Regions from separate parts of the Mus musculus genome. Here region 2 is linked to region 1. A link is a loop called in an ENCODE intact Hi-C map of the cell type or tissue named here. Cell type or tissue: heart. All regions are shown on one strand.

What was found. A loop is a pair of places that touch in the nucleus more often than their neighbours do. Peaks named below come from ENCODE experiments on the same cell type or tissue, not always from the same donor. Only the 100,000 strongest peaks of a DNase experiment are listed, where the experiment ranks them.
Region 2: a loop joins it to region 1, with 2.3 times the contacts of the local background. A loop is called at or near these places in 1 of 42 quality-filtered maps.

The regions. Positions count from the first base shown.
Region 1 is chr12:24,829,679-24,833,678 of GRCm38, reverse strand. It overlaps Mboat2 (membrane bound O-acyltransferase domain containing 2), which reads right to left and starts at 2,080. Exons shown (of 13, transcript NM_026037.3): 1 at 1,905-2,080. The coding sequence starts at 1,979. 2900060N12Rik (RIKEN cDNA 2900060N12 gene) reads left to right here and starts at 2,362. Exons shown (of 3, transcript NR_166876.1): 1 at 2,362-2,859. In heart, a CTCF peak has its summit at 2,354; a DNase peak (open chromatin) is centred at 2,268; H3K4me3 peaks cover 3,337 bases; H3K27ac peaks cover 2,888 bases.
Region 2 is chr12:24,640,843-24,644,842 of GRCm38, reverse strand. No RefSeq gene overlaps it. Among named protein-coding and RNA genes, the nearest start is that of Klf11, 8.5 kb to the left of the region's middle. In heart, no CTCF peak of the experiment used is centred here; DNase peaks (open chromatin) are centred at 372 and 2,252; H3K27ac peaks cover 641 bases.

The DNA.
Region 1 (4,000 bases):
TAACTACTCCAAGAGTATCATCATGAAGATTCTTTGGTATTCACAGAAATAATTATTGCTGTGAAAAGTACAGATTGTATGGATTAACCCAATATTCCTAAGACTTGCTTATCACAGAGCAAACAACTGTCTTACACAAATGGCCATATAAACTCGGGCTCTACAGACTTCAAGCGTATACCAGAAGATGCAGATTATCTAAGACACAAGAGACAAGACCTCTAGCTGATAAAGTCAGTCTTAACTCAGGTCACCTTCCCTGGATTGCTTGCTCACTTCAGTTCCACAAAGAACTTTCTCTGGACTGCTGAGATGTTTAAAGGAGCTTATTGATATTAGATTACTTTTAAAAGTTATGATCCTTTATAGAAGTTTAAAAGAATTAGCTTAATAGGGCTATGGCAGAGAGAATACACAATCATTTGCCTCACCAAAAGAATAAAAAGGTAAAGGACACACACACACACACACACACACACACACACACACACACACACGTTTCTCATTAGCAAGAAGATCCTGCCCTACCTGCACTGGTAGGCTGGGAACAACCTATTGAAGTCAGAAGTGTAACACACACCTAGAGGTCAGGTGCCATGATTCCACTTAGGAAATAGTGAGACTCCTCCACAGAACTGAGAGTATCCAAAGCCTTTGATTATTATCAACTTAATAAACAAAGACTAATTCTGTGAATTAAAGGAATCATTCCACTTGGGGCACTCTTATAATCTATTAGCATGACACACACCACAACCGCTGTGTAAGCTGTGTGGAGAACAGGTATTTCACTATTAATCGAAAAGTTATGAGAGGAATAAAGGAAAGAAGTCAGATCAGAACACTGAGCAGGACGGTTTAACCCTCCTTTGAGGTAACTCAGTATATTTTATTTTAAACAGTGAAGCACAAAGCCTGGAGCACACAGTGTTCAGCTCAGGTGTCACCTCCAGCTCAAGTCCAGAGAGGAATCTTGTGTTTTACATGCAAACCTTAAGATACCACTAGCAGCTACTCAAGCTGAGCCCATAGCCCTTGGAAGTGCAAACACCTCCAGATCAGAAATAATGTTAGGCTGAATTTCCAAAGTCAATTTCCTTCAGTACTGGAGCTAGACCAGCTATCTAACCATACCCCACCAACAACTTTCCCAGACCTTTCTCAGGACATACTTCCAAAGTTCCTTTGCTCAATAAAAATGGCGCTGCTTTCTCCATCCCAATGCTGTTTATTTCAGTAATCCTGAGGCCCTTTAAACAATCAAATTCGACTGGCCTCATTTAAATGCCAGCCTTCCCTAGTGTCAAAAGCTTCTCTGGGGGTAGGGTGAGGGGGTAGGATGGCTGCTCCTATCCACAGCTGCAACTTTTTCACCAGAAACCCTAGCATCGTGAAGTCACGTTGACTTCTCTTCATAACCTGTCTTCCCCCAAACTGTTGCCTCTCCGTCTATTGAGCCACACTTCAATGCAAACTGTCCCCAAGTGCAGAAGAGCTTAAGCCTCGTCCATCCACGCCGTGTCCTGGGCACTCGGCACCCAAACCATTCTTAGTCTCCCGATAACCCGCAGCAGTGCCAGGTCCACCGGTCCCGGGACTCCCGGGTCCGACGCCCGGTGGCCCGGCAGCGACAGCATGCACGCGCGCACGTCTGTCTAGCCCTCCCCGGCGGGCTGTCGCCGAGCCTCCGCCCGCGCCCACCCCCGCCCGGGCGGCGATGGGAGGCTGGGTGGGCACAGAGGCACCAGCCGGAGCGACAGCCGAGGGGACAAGGCCAGCCGCGCGCCCCCGCCCCGCCGGGCGCCGGGCACGGCGGTCCCGGCCCCAGCCCCCACCCTGCTCCCGCCCGGGTGGCACCGCGGCCGGCAGAGGCGGCCAGGGCACGACGCCCCGGACGCCGGTACCTGATCGATGGGCAGTTGCACGGCGTTGCTGAGGGGCTGCAGCAGGGTGGAGCCCGTGGTGCTGGTGGTGGCCATGGCCGGGCCTCGGCGCTGCGTCCGCTCGCTCCGGCCAGGCGCCGCTTGCTTGCTTGCTCGCTCTGTGCCGAGCTACGCCGAGGATGGGGATGCAGCGGCGCGCCCGCCCCTCGGCCGCCCGCGGTCGGAGCAGCCGCGCGGGGAGGGGCAGTGGGCGGAGTTAGTGGCCCCGCCCACTGCTGGGCGCCCCGCCCACCCAGCCGCGCGGCCCCCTCACGCCGCCGGGCGGCCCGATTTCCAGCAGCTTCCAGAGCCCCCTCCCCACCTCGCGCACTCGTGCGCCAGACAGCTCCGCGGTCCAATGGCGTCGCGGCGCCCCGACTCCCACAGCCAATCAGAGGACGCTGGCCTCGCCGCGCCCCTCCTCCGTGCTGAGGACCCCAGCGAGGGGCTGAGGCTCGACCATGGCTGTCGCCCGAGGGCGACCGAGAGTCAGGCTAGCTGGTGGGGGCGTGTGAGGGCGGCTTTGCCTCCGCCTCTGCTCACTTCCTTTCTCAGGAATGGTGGGCGCCGTCCCCACCCCTCACTGGCAGTGACGGTGGACAACAAAGGGGCTCGGGGTGGCGGCCAGACAAAGAGTTGCAGCGCCGGGGGAAGTTGGGAACAAAGGTAGGGGGCTGGGAGCTTCAGGGAGACGCGCTACAAGAACCCCAAAGCAGAAAGTGCCTTTGTCTCCTGGGCTGCCCAAACTTGCGGAAAGCCGGGTGGTCCTACCTCACCCGCCGCCCACCTGGGCCTGATCGGCCGCGCTGGGACGATGCCCTCACCGCGCATCCAGCTGAGAGGGAAACAGGTCGGACCTGGGCAGCGCCCGAGGGAAAGCCTGGGTAGCCAGCGGCCGGCATGTAAAGGCCCCGCCTCCTCAAAGGAAAGGCTGCTGGTAAGCATCCCTTCGTGCCTGCGAGCCTCTCTGCCAGATGTGAATTCTGCTGTGTCCACACCTCCATTCCAGGAGGGCAGTTAGTGTGTCAGCCCTACAAATGTGATCTCTTACCCTTTAAACTAGCCATGGGAACACCTGGAAAATGCCAGCATCGTCCTCTCAAAATCCAAGGATTTGGAAACTAATATTTAAAGGGGGGCGGGGGTTTAAATGTGCTGCTAACACTGCTTTTAAAGGTAGACTTATGTGAGTCCCCACAACAACCATGTGAGGCAGGTATTGTAACCACCCTCAATCTAGCAAGGAAATTGAATTCCAGAAAAATTACATAACTTAACCAAGAGCTAAATAACAGTGTGTGGGGGGGGGGGGGGCCTGAGATCCAACTAATTTAGCCCCAGTTTTGACCTCTTAAAGACAAGGCCCTCTTCATTCTCAGGTTTAACACCCACTCCAGAATAGCCATCAACTACTAGGTACAGCACTTCCTCAAGGACCACTCTAGAGGCTTCAGTAGTAAGAGCGGGCAAGTAGTGCTTCAGGAAACCTGGCTGTGGACTCAGCTCTCTCTGAAAAGGGGGTTATTGAATTTAGTTGGGATAGTCTCTTGCTGCTAATATTCTCTGGGTGAACAGCTGAGTCCTAGTAAGGTAGTCTTTTAGAGGATGGGGAGAAAATAATTGAGATCTTTCACTCTTAATATTGTGTTCCAACTAGCTGGGACCAATTAGAAATCAAACCTGTCCAATAATCTACTTCCTAAAATAGTCCCAAGTCTGGACCTCTCTATTAATATAACCTTGGATCGAGGACCTCTTTGTCTCTGTCTCCTCCCCCCCCCCCCTTTAGGGACGTGTTGAGAAAGTGTACAGGTGGCTGAACATATAAACTGAAGGGAAAAATTAAAATACCATTTTAAAACCTTAAAAAGTGGGTGTTAGAAACATATTGCAACCTAAAGTAGGCAGCATAAGATACAATCCTAGAACAAATACTGTCTACCAAAGGAATTCTGTGAGGCCAGATTATTCTTTTAGAAAAAGACAGAACATAGTTTTTATTGAGGGTGACTCCTTTAATAGAGACCTGACTCTGGTGTTAACCTGTCATCCCCTGGCCTTATTGCTTGGTGGGACAA
Region 2 (4,000 bases), 190 kb after region 1:
TATGACATCCAGACCTGGGAAGGGAAAGATTAGCCACCCTGACAGCTCCCAAGTCTGTTCTGAAATCTTGTGGTCAGACAAAAGGAACCTGGGATTCTTTGCCTTAGGTGCTCAGAGACCCGTTCCAGATGTTATGATGCAGGGATTTACCAGGACTAGTCTCTTGTCAACCATAAACTTGGAGGAACTGGGGCTGGCAGCTGAGAGGTGAGGACCCCCAGGAGGTCACCTGTGAGTCACCCAGTGACCCCTCTCCAAATCCTAGCCCAGCCAGCCCAGGCCTCTATGGCTCTTGACTATTCCAGCCTTTGGCCAGAATCCAGCCATTAAACCAACATGGGACAAAGTTATTGGCATTGTTCTCCCTGCCCTTGCCTGCTCAGCTGAGGAGAGCTAGAGAGGGGAGGGGCTGTTGGGACAGGCCTGGGCCCACCCAATCTTCCTGCTAGTCTGTTTCTTTTTGGGTGGAGCTCACCAGACCAGAAGCAGCAGAAAGACTAGAACACAGAGGGAACAGATTACACGGCTGGCTTTCTGGTTGGCTGAACACCTTCTCAGTGGTAACTGCTTGGGGTGAGTGTTTCTTGCTAACAGCCCCAGGCTCCTGGCTCCTCCCCTGGAGGCCCTGGGGATAGAAGATAGAGGTTCATAGAGGTAGTTATGACATTTACTATCCAGGTCAGCCTACTTATTTCACTTATTTGCAAATGGGGAAATTGAGGTCTCCAGGATGCCTTGTTTGATGTATCTGATGATACAAAGGAGGTTCAGGCCACAGAAATGCATCAAACAGCAGAAGTAGGCCACTGTTGTGTGGATGCTGGTGTGATGTACCCCCATCCCCTAGGCCCCCCACCCCCACCCCCTACTTCCCGTTTCAGCTGCATACTACACTTGAAGAAAATGAGGTACAGAGGAATAAAACACTACCACCGGGCTGGAGAGATGGCACAGAGGTTAAGAGTACTGAATGCTCTTCCAGAGGTCCTGAGTTAAATTCCCAGCAACCACATGGTGGCTCACAACCATCTGTCATGGGATTTAGTGCCCTCATCTGGTGTCTCTGAAGACAGTTACAGTGTACCCATAAATACAATAAACAAATCTTAAAACAAAACAAAACAAAACAAAAAACCACCATCACCACCACCATCAAAGGCTGGTGAGTGATGGTCCTGGGAATCACTTCCCTGCCCAATCAGAGCTTTCTTCCCCATCCTTTCCAGCTGCTGACTTCTGCCCTGCAGCTCCTGCTAGCCAGAGGACTCATTCCCAGGGACCTACTGTGCAGTTCAGGCTGTAGGTGACTACATCCTGACTGACAACCTCTGCCTTCTTTCTTCTTTCTGTGTGTCTCCAGGCTGGGTGCCTTCCCTGTGATATTTGTCTTTGGTTTAGTCCGGGGTTGGGGAGAGAGAGAGGGGGGGGAGAGAGAGAGAGAGAGAGAGAGAGCGCTGGAGAACGGGGGTGGGGTGGGGTGAGGAGAGAGAGACAGAGAGAGAGAGACAGAGAGAGAAGCAGGTTGTATCTGTTTGACAGGTACTTGGACAGAGTCCACACGACCTCAACTTTCATACTTGTCACCAAAAACCAGAGATAGAGCCAGGTATCATACTCTCCTGGAGACTTCTCTGAGGGACCATGTATATGGTGGGCAGGAGAGACTAACCCACAAACAGGACACAGCATCCACCAAGGGCAGCAGAGGGGACCTGATTAGTCATCCCCAGAGAGGCTGCTCAGAGGTTTCTCTATGGTGCTCATTTGATCTGGGTGTCAAGGGACAGGTAGAGCCACCCAGGGAATGGAGGTGAATTTTTGATACTATTAACGTGCCTCCCTGTCAGTGGCATTTCCATCTCTTAGCAAGAGACTTCCTCACACAGTGTGAGCTCAATGTATTCAATGATTCAATATGAGTCAGGAAGAGACCTATGATCCTGTGCAGAGAAGACATGGTAGAACCCAAGTTGTAGATCCACTCTGAACCTTAGTAGGTCTGGAATAGAGCCTGAGACCCTGCATCTCACCATTTCCAAAGCTGTTGAGGCCCTGGGCCAGGAGTCATCACAGGGACTGCTGATTTTGCAGAGAGAGGAAGGGAGATCTAGCAGCTGGAAGTGGCTGGTCCCTGTTGCCTAGTAACTGCAAGTCCAACAGCTAGATACCTCTCCACCCATACCACCCTGCCACCTCTTAGACATAATTCTCCAAGGCTGTTGTCCACCAAACAGATAAAAGACTTGAAAAGCTGTGTAGCCTTGGCAGCTGCATAAGCCACCTCCTGACCCAGAAGGGCCACCATCCAAGTGTCTCGTGGCTGCCTGGCCTGTCTGCCCAGGCAACAGGCTGCAATTAGGTGTGCTGCCAAACAGGCTTCCCTAATGACCCAGTGCAGTGTTGGCACCGGCCTAGACAGGGCAGCAGGGCGGGCGGGGAAGGGAGCTCCAGGCATTCACTGGCAGCACAGAATCATCGCACAGGCTGCCTTTGTGTGTGTCCGAGGAGACCTGAGTGGAAATCTGTTAGGAGGCCTGACTCTATTCCCACATCCTGGAAAGTGCTAGGTCTCTGCTTAAGCACTGTGCTCCCTGGGTACCACACAGCTTTCAGAAGTGTTGGCTACAAGCTGGCCATCCTCCTGGTTCAGCATTAAATTATTTTTAATCGCTGACAGTCAATTCTCAGTCCAAGGCAGAGTACCCCCGATTCAGAGCTCACCGCAGGCAGGCAGGCAGGCAGGCACCGCTTCCCTGGAACCAGGTGATTCCTTGTCAATCACAGTGACGATTGCACCCGTGACTAGAAGCCTCTCCCCCTTTCCCATGAGGGTCCTTACCCCCAGTATGGGTTGTAGCTCATTCTTCCCCCTCCACTATGAGGAGGTTTATTCTGATGACCATGTCCCACCTGTCTTTCTCCATCCCATACTAGGATTGTTACCTCCAAATGTATGAAGAGACTTATGTGACACTCACATACATGTATGTGACACTCACTACATGCTGCTTCCCTCGGTACCTAACAGTTAAGCTGTCTGTTTCTTTATGTCCAGCTAGTTCCCATCGGAAGCCCAGATGTTTAGCCAGCCACTGGAAGCAGGAGCAAGACAGACATGGCTCAGTTCTCCCATGACCTTGCTTGACTTCCCTATGGCTGTTTTTTCACCTGTCGAATGGAGATGAATCTACTTGCTGGAATGTCATAAGATTAAATGAAATCAAGCTTAGGTAAAGATTTGTCCAAGTTGTCTGCCATGTAATGACTGGTAGATAGGAAGCTGGGAAGGAACATCATCCTTGTGACAAGGAGGGACACTGCTGAGATCTTGACATGTGGGATGGCACACAGAGTCATCAGCCTGCTCTGTCCCCCGGTTCTGTACTGTGGACTCAGTCAACCTCAGGTGGAAAATATAAACAAAAAAGGAGGTTGGGAATAGGGAGATGGCTCAACTGTTAAGAGCACTGGCTGCTCACCCACAGGGTAGCTCACAACCATCTGTAACTCTAGTCCCAAGGAGTATGACACTGTCTTCTGGCCTCCGTGGGCACTACATATATGTGGTGCACAGACATACATATAGTCAAAACACCCATATGTGTATATATATTTTAAAATGGAGGTGATAAAGACCTTGTACAGGTCTTTTCTTGGCATTATTTCCTAAGCAGTACAGTATAGCGATTACTGACAGAGCCCCTTCATTGCATTAGGGATAGTACATCATCTGGACGGTGTATTTATTTTTTTAAAGAGTTCACTTGTGTTTGTGGTTCTAGAGGTCTATAGATCGTACGAGCAGTTACAGACCATAACAGCAGTACAGCATGATGACTGGCACAGGAAACCAGAGCGGAGATCTCATATCTTAATTGAACCATTAAGCAGAGAGATTGAACTGGGAATGGCAAAAGGCTTTTTTTTTTTTTTCTTTCTGAGTACACCATTACTGTATTCAGACACACCCAAAGAGGGTGTCAAATCACATTACATATGG